Regions from separate parts of the Mus musculus genome. Here region 2 is linked to region 1. Evidence: chromatin loops called from intact Hi-C (ENCODE). Cell type or tissue: heart. All regions are shown on one strand. Each heading gives the region's core, and the rest is flanking DNA. Links, peaks and the distances in the headings are about the cores only.

The links. A loop is a pair of places that touch in the nucleus more often than their neighbours do. Peaks named below come from ENCODE experiments on the same cell type or tissue, not always from the same donor. Only the 100,000 strongest peaks of a DNase experiment are listed, where the experiment ranks them.
Region 2: it touches region 1 in a loop (2.0-fold over the local background); 1 of 42 quality-filtered maps calls a loop at or near these places.

Annotation. Positions count from the first base shown.
Region 1 is chr12:31,261,991-31,267,616 of GRCm38, forward strand. It overlaps Lamb1 (laminin B1), which reads left to right and starts at 3,303. Exons shown (of 33, transcript NM_008482.3): 1 at 3,303-3,611; 2 at 4,701-4,876. The coding sequence starts at 3,575. Gm32899 (a long non-coding RNA gene) reads right to left here and starts at 3,102. Exons shown (of 2, transcript XR_381427.4): 1 at 3,020-3,102. In heart, for the core only: a CTCF peak has its summit at 1,701 (motif pointing left); DNase peaks (open chromatin) are centred at 3,261, 3,891 and 4,961; H3K4me3 peaks cover 3,489 bases; H3K27ac peaks cover 4,618 bases.
Region 2 is chr12:31,142,409-31,148,145 of GRCm38, forward strand. No RefSeq gene overlaps it. Among named protein-coding and RNA genes, the nearest start is that of Gm40361, 23 kb to the left of the region's middle. In heart, for the core only: a CTCF peak has its summit at 3,067; DNase peaks (open chromatin) are centred at 1,073 and 3,223; H3K27ac peaks cover 1,112 bases.

The DNA.
Region 1 (5,626 bases), core at 627-5,626:
TCTGGGTGGGTGGGGGAAAATGTGGTGCTTGTCCTTGCTTCATTGTCTCCTGGGAGAGATAAGCGCATAAGCACATAGTTGGAGCATTGGGTCACAAACACTGCATCTGGCTTAATGCTGGAAGAGGGAAAGGCTGTGCAAAAAGCCAAGTGGACGTGCAACTCCGTCACCATAGAGGGCACATGAGTAGTCATGAGGACACACACTATAGCTTTTAAACAAGAGAATGATATGATGAAGGCTATGATTCTGAAGACTCCTGAGAGTCCTGGGGAGGAGCTAACTGGAGAGGACAGGATCTGGAAATAAGAATGCCAGGGCTGGGGGTGGGGGGCTGGGGAGGCAGCTAGATGCTAGGAAATCAGAGCAGGACCTCATGGTCAGGTCAAAGGAGTTGCTGAAGGAGATGTATCCATGATTTGCGAGCTGGGCTGGCTTCATTGACATGTTATTTATACCCTCTGCTGTCACTGTCATTATTAACAATAACGGAGTTCCAAGTTTGTTTCCCTGCTAATCACACCAGGACACATGAAAGTCCCCGGCTTTCTAGGTAAGGGGTGAACCACGGCACCAATACTCCAAATGACAGTTAACTCATCTTGTTGTCTGAGGGTGGGTGGAAGGATGAGCTCGGTTGTGCATCAATTTTACGTGCCTGTTCATAAGCAAAGTGGAGCCACTTGGTGGCCTGTTAGAAAGTTCTGAGTCAGATAAAGGATACAGATGTGGACAGAGAGGAGGACAAGGGCAGTTGGTGGAGCCCCTGGATGTGGATGACCGTGTGTGAATGGAGGCAAATAGAGAAGATATGACCTTGGGGAACACTGGTGTTTACCGGATCAGAGATGGCAAAGAGAAATAGAAAAGGTCAAATCCTGGGAGAAGCATCCGAATTGTGTCCTGGGCGCCCGGACGGAGGAGTCTCAAAGAGGGAGGGTGTGGTCATTTGAAGCATATGTCCCTACAGGGACAAAGAGGACCATGGCGTGGGTGTGTGAGTGTGTGTGTGTGTGTGTGTGTGTGTACACTGCACTGCACTGCACTGCATTCAGCTGAACAAGCTAAGAGCCATGGTAGAGATGGAAGCAGGCAGGATTGTGGTGGGGCAGAGGTGGAGCTGTGAGGAAGCAGAAACCCTAAGGACAAGAGCCTGGGCTACAGAGAGGAAGGAATGGAAGACAGGGGCTGCACGGTGCTCCAGGGCTCCTTTCACGGCTAGTTAAGATGAAAGAGATCCAGCAGCTTTTTATATGAGCATGTTGCTCTTAGCAGAGAAGAGGAGGCAAGTCTGAGGTGGGCTCAGTGAGCTCCAGATTCAACGAGACACTGTCTCAATAAATAAGGAGGATAACGGAGAAAGATACCAGATGTCAACCGATGGCCCCCACGCACATGCGTCACACGCAAGCGCAAAAACCCTTATTTAGTTTTTGTTTTTAGTAGTGTTGGTTCCTGTGAGCGAGGTGGTCAGGAAAGCAGCCAGTCTCTTGAGAGTGTTGAAGGTGGCTGACCCTTTATAAAGAGAGAGTTCACTGACCAGGGGCAGGGGGCCAGCAGGACTTGTCTGCTACTGTAGCAAAAGCCAGTCTCAGAAAAGAGGAGTTGTGGGCTGGAGAGATGGCATTGTGGTTAAGAGCACTGACTGCCCTTCCAGAGGTCATGAGTTCAATTCCCAACAACCACATGGTGGCTCACAACCATCTGTAATGGGATCCAATGCCCTCTTCTGGTGTGCCTGAAGATAGCAACAATGCACTCATATACATAAAATAAATAAATCTTTAAAAAAAAAAAACCACCAAAGTGTTAAAGAAAGGAAGGAAGGAAGGAAGGAAGAAAAGAGGAGTTGAATGTCACCTGCAACTTGGGTAGATGTAAACCAATATAAAACTTTAGTTCATGGCCCTAAAGGTTGAGCAAGGAGCATAGGTTGGCATTATATTATTAGACACCCATTGCAGAATGAAACCCTTTCGACTGTAGGGTACTCTCAATCCCTGCAGGCTGTGCAGCCAGCCGTTGGGAATCCCAAGCATCTGCGGGGCCAAATACTGGAGAAACTGCATCGGGGCAAGGGCTGATTTGGAGAATAATTAACACAGGTTTCTAAACTCCAAGAACAGCGAACTCTATGGTCTAATGATTATAAACTTCCCTAGGCCCAATTTCGTTTCAGCTGAGTTAAAAACTGACCAATCAGCCGCTTAATCCCTTCTCCTTGTGATGGCTGGAAAGCAATCACACCTGACTAGTCTAACAGCTGACTTAAGCTCCCTCATTCCAGGGTCAGACTAAGGAACACTTAAGGCAGACAAGTTGGGCTCTTACAAAGGTTTGGGGTCTGTGGTCCCCAAGCTCTTTTTCCTTTCTAAGGTTTCCCCAGTGACAGAGACCTTCTGTTTACCCCCACTTAACCTTGAAGCGCTATGAGAGGCTTCCTTAGAGCACCCCCCCATTTCCCCTCCCTGCGTGCTTAAGGTGGTTGCAGGATTCTGTTTGTAGTGTGGAGAAGGGTGTCTCATCAAAAATCTCCAACTTCCTGGCTGTGTCAACCCTTCCACCGTGAAGTGGGAAAAGGAATTCAAGAAATTACCCGGGATCAGGTAACACAGGTTATTTTGTGTATATTTTAACAGAAGAGAATTCAGAGCTATAACCCCCTGGGTACCAGAGATTATAGGTACGTCCCGAATAAATTCGTGCGCAAAGAATGTGCAGCCACTGGTGTCCTTCCTATGAAATAGGAAGACACCACACATGTAGCACCCACCCACGCAAAGCTCTAGCTCTTTGATCCTGAGTCGTGGTGTAAGGATGCTTATAGGAGCTCAAGTTCCTAAGAGCCAGACAGGTTGACCCTTTTTCTAAGGGCTTAACCTAGCTCACCTCCCTCTAGCGCTAGTTGCCAGAGTTCCTAGCCTTGGGCACATTTCGTGACTCACTTCTTATAAACGTAAATGTATAAGTCCGCGGTAGGTCCTACCGGCCCCCTTTGCCGGCCGATCTACACACCTACCTCCGGGACCAGCCCCGACGCATCCCTCCCCAGCTTGCTCCACTTGGGAAGCGCGCCCAGAAACGGACCCGCCAGCCCACGCTGGGAACTCAAGTACCAATGCCCTACAGCTTCAGCAGACGCTGCCTTAAAACAAAAGAGGCGCCTGGGGAGGTGGGACCTGGACCTCAACCCCCACCCCTAGCCAACTTGCTGTCCTCCGCCCCCTCCGCCCCCGCTCTCCATGTGCGCATGAGCAGAGACGCCTCCCTCGGTTCCTCCCTAGGCGAAACTTTCTAATTCCCTTCTTTGGGCCGGTGGGCTGCCAGGAGCGGGTTGAGCGCTCGCCCAGCCGGGTGAGGAGAACAAAGTAGTTAAGCGACTTGACCCCCTTCCTGGGCCCAGCCCCCGCTTCCGTGGGAGCGGCAGGAAATGGAAGGGCCCCTCTCCTCTCTCCCAACATTTGCCTTTTCTCCCCGCTACCTCTCCAGAAAGGAAGACCCGAAGAAAAGACAGGCAGCTTGCCTGCTGCGTCCTCCTTCCCGTGCCGCGTCCCCTCGTCTGCGAGGACTGGACATGGGGCTGCTCCAGGTGTTCGCCTTTGGTGTCCTAGGTAACTCAGTAAGGGTTGGGGGGAGGGGTGTGCTCCGGCATTAGGGAAGAAAACCCCCAAACCGGTTTGCCCCCGCTTTGAAGGCAGTTTTGGGGGATCGGGGGAGAGAGAGTGGTTGGAAATGACGCCGTGAGATCGCCACCGCTCTCGCTTCGGTGGTGGCCAGGGACCGCGCACGCGGAGCTCCGCGGACCCGCATCCACTGGGTTCTGCGCACAGAGCTCGCGCTCCTGCAGGTTTCCGAGGTGATCGCTCCAGGGCTTTGCACCTTTTACCAGTTAAACGCTGTTTCCCCACTGCGGAAGGCAGGCTCCCTGCTGTGGCTGGGCAGACTGCGGAGGGTCCTGGAAAAACCAATTACGCACAAAAGTGTCGGGGCCCAGAGCAGGCTTCGACTTGGGAACAGATTGGAGCCATGTGGCTTTAATTAACCATCCTTGTTTGTCTCGGGGTGGCACCATGAACAGTTGGGCCGGGTGCTTTGCTGGAATGGCGAAGCGTTGAAGCCACTACAGAGACACACCAGTCGTCTCTAGCTCAGGGCTTCTGTGGCAAACGCGGTGCCTCACCCGGCGCAATCGCCGGTGACCCTGGCGCGTGCACGCGGACATATTTTTGTGCCCCCCCCCCGCCCCCAGACTAACCACACTCACACCGAGGATGCGCGCACTGCCATGTGCACGCGGGTTTTCATTAGCGGGTGTGCAGCGCTTGGCAGGGTCAACCTCACTGCGCCCTGGTCCAGGCACTTCGAAGTGACCGGATCACTCTGTCCACCTTTCATAGAGGGGTAGATCAGAGTAGACAAAAAAGTCAGTTGTATTTTCTGGGTGCTGCGCTCAGCTGACTGCTAGTCAAACCTAATGACGATTCTGAGTCTTTTTTTTTTCTTTCATCCTTCTGTCTTTTCCTTGTCCCAGCTTTCCAGGCCTTTTCTGCGCCTATCTCTCCACCGTGTTTTTTCTATGTAGTCTCCTTTCTTTTTAATCCTCTCTGTCTGCCCCTCCTGCTGTTTTCTTTTGCCCTGGCTTGTCGGTTGCTTTTTTTTTTTTTCTTTCTTCCTAACCTTGTTGCTTTTCTTTTCTGTAGCCCTATGGGGCACCCGAGTGTGCGCTCAGGAACCGGAGTTCAGCTATGGCTGCGCAGAAGGCAGCTGCTACCCTGCCACTGGCGACCTTCTCATCGGCCGAGCGCAAAAGCTCTCCGTGACTTCGACATGTGGACTGCACAAACCAGAGCCCTACTGTATTGTTAGCCACCTGCAGGTAAGACACGAGTCTAGAGAATGCATTGTGGGCTGCATCCTCCTCCTGGCCGATCAAAGGGGCTTGCCCAGGAGACTCCACATCCTGCTGTCAATCCAGATAGGAAGTACAACCAGCAGAGGAGCCCCGGGATGAAGCCAGTAGCTCAGTCCCAATCTCCATTTGCACAGTCGCACCCGCCAAACATTTCCTGCCACCTAACACCACCATCAGTAGGAGAAGCCCGGGGCTGCAGATGAGCTTAGCCTCTGTCCTGTGCCCTGTACGGTCCCCTGTATTTTATTCTGTTGTTATTTATACTGTTTGATCAAACCCTTTTGAAATTGTGTATTGTAGATGGTTCAGTTCTCTTCTTGCATTGTTGGTGTTGGGTTTCCATCTTTGGCTTGAGTATAAGGACGCCCCAAGCGCTGAAGTCTTTTCGAGGTGATTCAGTCAGGATCAGACATACTTCCTTACTGAAAAATGCCCTGGTTGTCATGGCATCATCATAGTGGAAGACGGAAATGAAATTAATGAGGGGCATATGCTTCTAAAAGTGGTCTCAGGTTTTAGATTTCATTGGCCATGTTTAGATAAGAGCTAATGTGAGTTTTATCTCCACCACCGTCCTCCCACCACCCCTACCTCACTCTCCGGGGAAAAATAAAAAGAGGCTGGAAATGGAATGGGGCCTCTGACAGTAACAGGTGTTAGTCTGTGGGTGACCTGGGCTTTGCACATGTAATATAATGGCGTCACAACATGGCC
Region 2 (5,737 bases), core at 312-5,311, 120 kb before region 1:
GAAGAACACATGGAGGGACCCATGGCTCCAGCCACATATGTAGCAGAGGATGGCCTTGTTGGACATCTATGGGAGGAGAGGCCCTTGTTTCTGTCAAGGCTCGATGCCTCAGTGTAGGGGAATGTCAGGGTGGGGAGACGGGAGTGACTGGGTGGGTGGGAGAACACCCTCATACAAGCAGGGGGAGGGGGGATGTGATAGGGGGATCAAAACCAGGCAAAACCAGGAAAGGGGATAAATTAAAGTTAAAATTAAAATTAAAGGAACTGTTAACATTCAGCATAATGGGTTGGTTTTCGAAGTCATGGACAACCTTGGGGCTACCTACCTTCTCCATGGTGGTTTCTGTGGCTGGCTTAGTTATGTGAGACCTCAAGATGAATGCAGCTAGGATCCCTGCCATCCTGTTCCTGGAAATTTCTTTGTGGGACACAGTACACAATTTACAGCAAGTTCTACCTGTGGACTAAATGAAGCTCAGAAATTTTGCATCCTCGACTACCTAGAGGTGGGTTGACTTCTTATTTACTTGCTGTGGAGTTACTGGATCAATCATAAAAAAATGTTTTCTATATACCTGGGACTACTCTGCCAAAAGCAAAGGAGAAATTATCCTGACTACTCAGAAAATATGTACATCTGCCTAATTCCTGTTTTTTGTTACCTTTAGACAGGAAAGTCATTTGGATTCAGTCTTCCAAGGAATTACTATAAAACTCCTGGTCTATTTGACTATCCTAATCACTACCAGACAATAAACATAATTGATTCCTTTAGAGAAGATAAAGACCCCTCAGTGCCTCAGCATGATCTGCTGAGGCCCAGTCACTCTTAGCACACAGGAAGGGACTGGACAGATTGTACACCAACCTATACCACTTAGAACCACATCATCGGAAAAACCATCAATTCCCGTTGTGAACCTATTTTCGTGTTCTTTCCCCTTAAAGGCCCATTTTTAATAGCTTCTCAGTGGGCTTCCTCCCCATAGACCAGCTGCAGAACAAGCTCAAAGGTTATCTGAGTGTCATACCTACCGAAACCCCGGAGGCCATCACGTCCACCCCTTAAAGGAAAGGATGTACAGGAAGGAAGTTGGATGTAAGCCTGATGTTAGGGCCTGAGCTTTTCCATGTATTGTTTATTGAAAGCACCTTGTTTGGGTCTCTGGGAAGTGCATTGTATTCTAACTGGGTTCTAGTAAAAGATAATGCCTGGGTTCTTAGCACTGTCTAAGTTTGGAAAGTGTTTTTAGATGAAAATGAATTTTCTACAGGCCCAAAGAAGTTACACAGAAGAAATTTTGCTCAACTATAGGCCATGTGGGATGGATGACTTTAAACTATTAACTAAATCTCTAGACAGAAAAGGAATTCTCCACTCTTTGGTTAGAAACTACTTAACACTAGCCTCACCACCTCTTCAGCCCCTGGCCAATGTTTACTGGCAATAATGTTGTCTGGCAATAATGAAATACTCAAGGTTAGGAAACTTTGACTGGAAATTTTCAGAAATTTTAGAACATTTAGAGGTGAGAGCAAAAAAAAAAAAAAAACCCTCAATATATTTCAGACTGGCACATGTGATCTACTGAACTACAGCTACAAATAGTCTAAATGACCACTTGTGTGACTTACACAGTAGCATCCTACCAATTGTCCAAGAAAGAGATGCTAAGCTGAGCATGTTCTCCAGAAGCTACACATCAAGATAGACCTGTGCATCGCCCATGATGAGACCCCACTGTGGGAGCCATTGGCCATGACAAGAGACTATGCTTCTTTAAAGCTGTCTTTTGTTTGGGTCAGAGGCTTCTGCTGCTCTTCTTAGGCAGAGCTGGGGCAAGTTTATTTACATGTGGAATTGATTTAACATCCACTGGGCTGTAGTACCAAAAAGATTTTTTTTATTTCTTCAATACTACGACACTGAAGCAAATAAGCTTATGATATGGACCTCTTAAAAGATTAGTTTGCTTTGGAAGACTCTGAAATCGTCATTAAAACCATCACTAATTTTAATCGGCAGATTTTATTGAGCAAACACAATAGTAAAGTCAAAATGAAGTAATAGAGACGTAGCCACTAAGTAAAGTCCTCGTTAAGCTTAAATTCTAACTTTGGAGATGGTCGTATAACGTGGTCTTGAAGAACTGATAAAGATTTGGGAAACAGAGCTGAGGATGACAACTAAGGTGCTGGCCTAGCATGGACAAGAATGACTCTGGGTTTTAGTCTCTGTGCAACACACACACACACACACACACACACACACACACACACACACAGCATTTAGAGAATGGATATAATAAGGTGACATATGGAGTATGGCAGAAGGCCATGGAGTAAGACAATGTTAGCATTTTAGACAGTCTCTTTGGGCTGGTGAGATGGTTCATCAGGGAAGAGCATTGACTGTTCTTCCGGAGGTCCTGAGTTCAAATCCCAGCAACCACATGGTGGCTCACAACCACTCGTAATGAGATCTGACACCTTCTTCTGGTGCGTCTGAAAACAGCTACAGTGTACTTATGTATAATAATAAATCTCTAGACAGTCTCTTTGAGGTTTTGCTGTTTAAATGGAAATGTGAGGATAAGTGAGAGAAAAGAGAAAGATTGAGGTTCGAGATCAGCTTGTACCAAGACTCTATGGCAGAAAGACTTTGTGTACTGGAAGAAGAACAGGAATGAAATGTAGCAAGTGACACAGGATAAAGAATAAAGACAAAGTGGTCCTGTGTGAGAAACAGAAAACCCTAGGGCCTGTCTACACTTGAACAAGGTATGAATATCTGCTATGAGTCAGCAAAAACATGTCTGACAAGGGCATGGGCAGGGTGTGATGGGAGGGGGAAATCTATGAGTCAGCACAAAATGTCTGATACCTGATATTTGGAGAACCCCAAAATAAACAATTACATAGTCTGTTATAGAACTATTTTTGGTAGAGTGTGACTTTTCTGTGATTCTACATGAATACAGTCTTACTATCAGAGGCCAGAGCCTTTGCCAGCCTGCCTATGTGTGTTTGTCTGTAGGCTTGTAGACCTGCCACTGTGGGTCACTGTGGCCTGTGTGTCACTGGCCCTGTGCAGCCCAAATGAACTGGCATATGTCTGGATGCTGGCCAGTAGTTGCCTATCTATCAGCAGCCTTTATCAGGAATGCAAATAGTCTCCTTGAAGTCTCTCGACCTTCTAACCTCCTTTCCTGACACCTAAGCATTCGTGTCACACACCAGGTCTGACCAGGACTGGGCCTGGAAACCAGAGTAAGGAAATACAATTAAACAAAGTTTGCTGAGTGTCTGCCCAAGACCAGTGCTATTGTTCATGTTTTCTGGTACAGAGGACTACAACAAACAGCCACTTCCTGGAGGCCTACGAAAATCTGAGTCTTTCCAGAGAGTCAAGAGCTACTGAGCAGCCCATCAGCAGTGCTTTGAAAGTCGTAAGGAGCTCTTTGGGTATTTAAGAAGAGCCTCAACTGTACACATTCGTTAAGCAAGCCTAAAGGGCAGGCTTGGCTTTTGGCACCTTCGAATCCCCAGGCTAAGCAATCAAGGTTCCTTCCAACTGACAAATGAGACCTCTCTAGTCTGCAGGGCCGGAGACTGAGCTGCGCTGCTGAGAGATGAGTAGATGGACTTCTCCTAAGTTTACAGGAGTGGTATGAAGATGTTTGTCAGGGAATCCTTCCGACCAAATAAAACTATAACATCTGAGAGGAAAAGAAGGAGAGAGGCAGAGAAGCCAGGACCCAAGGAGTTCCTTGATTTCCTGCCAGGCATCCCTTTCATTGTGTGGGGGGAAATGATTCAAACCCAAAAAGAACACTCCAAAGCATTTTCCTCTTAAATAAGATGAATTTTCCTCTTAAGTTAGTTCAACGTGAATTCAAGGATTTTTTTTTCAGATGTATACATTTATGAGATTTCTAACTCACATTTTACTTTTCTATTATATTTTTAAAACCTATCAATGGAAACAATGATATTCTGTTATTTCCTCTGCTCTTTTATTTTTAGCCAGATTGAAAGAGTAAATATAGTAGGGACGGCTTGTTTTCAATTCAAATCAGCTCTGATTCTTTATTTTTAATTTTAATGATGTTTTCCAGGAAAAACAGAAATGCTTTGTTGGCGGCTCCCAAGCCCCACCCGACAACCACACCACTGAGAACATAATTACAAGTTTCAGACCAGGAAGAGAAAGGAATTGGTGACAGCTGAAAACAGTGTTCCTTTCTGACTCTTCTTTTCTTCATGTTTTAATAAGATTCCTTTCTCCTTGTGTGGCTTCAGTGATGTCACTGTAAGAAGCTAATCCACCCAAGAGGAGAGAGTCCTCTAGGAACACATTGTATTTTCACATTTTAAAAGATCATTTCCCTTCAGAGAAATCAGAGTGTATTTCAGGCATATTACTCAGAACTCTTCACTCTTTCCATGCAGAGGAAGAAAACAGCTCTGTATCTTTCATTAGGAGAAGAAGAAGAAGAAGAAGAAGAAGAAGAAGAAGAAGAAGAAGAAGAAGAAGAAGAAGAAGAAGAAGAAGAAGAAGAAGGAGGAGGAAGAGGAGGAGGAGGAGGAGGTGGAGGAAAGGAAGGAAGGAAGGAAGGAAGGAAGGAAGGAAGGAAGGAAGGAAGGAAGGAAGGAAGGAAGAGAGGAAGGAAGAAAGAAAGACAATCTATGATGTATTGGTAATTTGAGCCCAACATGGAACTTAGTGGTATATGCTAAAGGCCAGAGAAGGGCTAAGCATGAGCACAGTCGACTTCCTGGTCAGGAGACAGACAGATGGAACCGTGCGCTTCTATCTGCGAGCCAAAGATTAAAACACATTTTGAGTTGGAAGGGAAATTGGCTGCAGACTGAAGCTCTTTCCCTCCTGGGTTCTTGCCCTTCTCTGCCTGTAAACATCAGCCCACACTGGCCCCGACCTGTGTTTGTTAGTCTCCCTGTAAGTGTCAACCCAGCAAGCCGGTCGAGGACCTGGCGAGCCTTCCTTCCACATGGAGGCTTCCTCACTCCTCTTGGCCTCTGTTCAACACTAGTCCATTTTCCCTGATTACCATACACCACATCTGGACAGCGCTTTGGGACCCAGCATCTCTGTTCTCTTCAGGCTTGTAACATGTTTCCTTTAGAACGCCCCAATTACAGCAATCAGAGGTAATCCTATCACATGGGATAGTTTAAGGTACGTGTACCCTGAAGCTTCTCTCTGCATCATCCTCATAACAAGAGCATGAACGATGTGTGCTGGATGCCATTGCATTTAGCAAGTCCTCCTGCATCCAGTTCTTACCTCGTTGGTCCTGTCTCAGGTCCACCTTCACTGACAAATGGTGTCATGTCTATCTAATACTGAAGCTGTTCCATGTGTCTGGCATTCATTCATGTCTCACGGCAGGAAAGCCTCTCTAATAGCGCTGATCACACAGAAGGCAGATCCTCCACAACACACTTTAGAGAAGAGTGGCTGTGAAGTGCAACTTTCCCAAGCTATCCACTAGGAGCTCTAACCACCCTCCATTCACAGCAGACTAGCCACTGTTTCCAGAGCTACCCTGCCCAGTGTAGCAATGACCCCCCCCAAGTTGCCACTGAGAATTAGGATATAGTTGATCCACAAGGAAGAAGCTATATAGTGAAGCGTTAATAGTTTTTAATTGAAATAATATTTGATATGGCTTGACATCTTATTAAAAGTCAATCAACCATTTTCCTTTTGT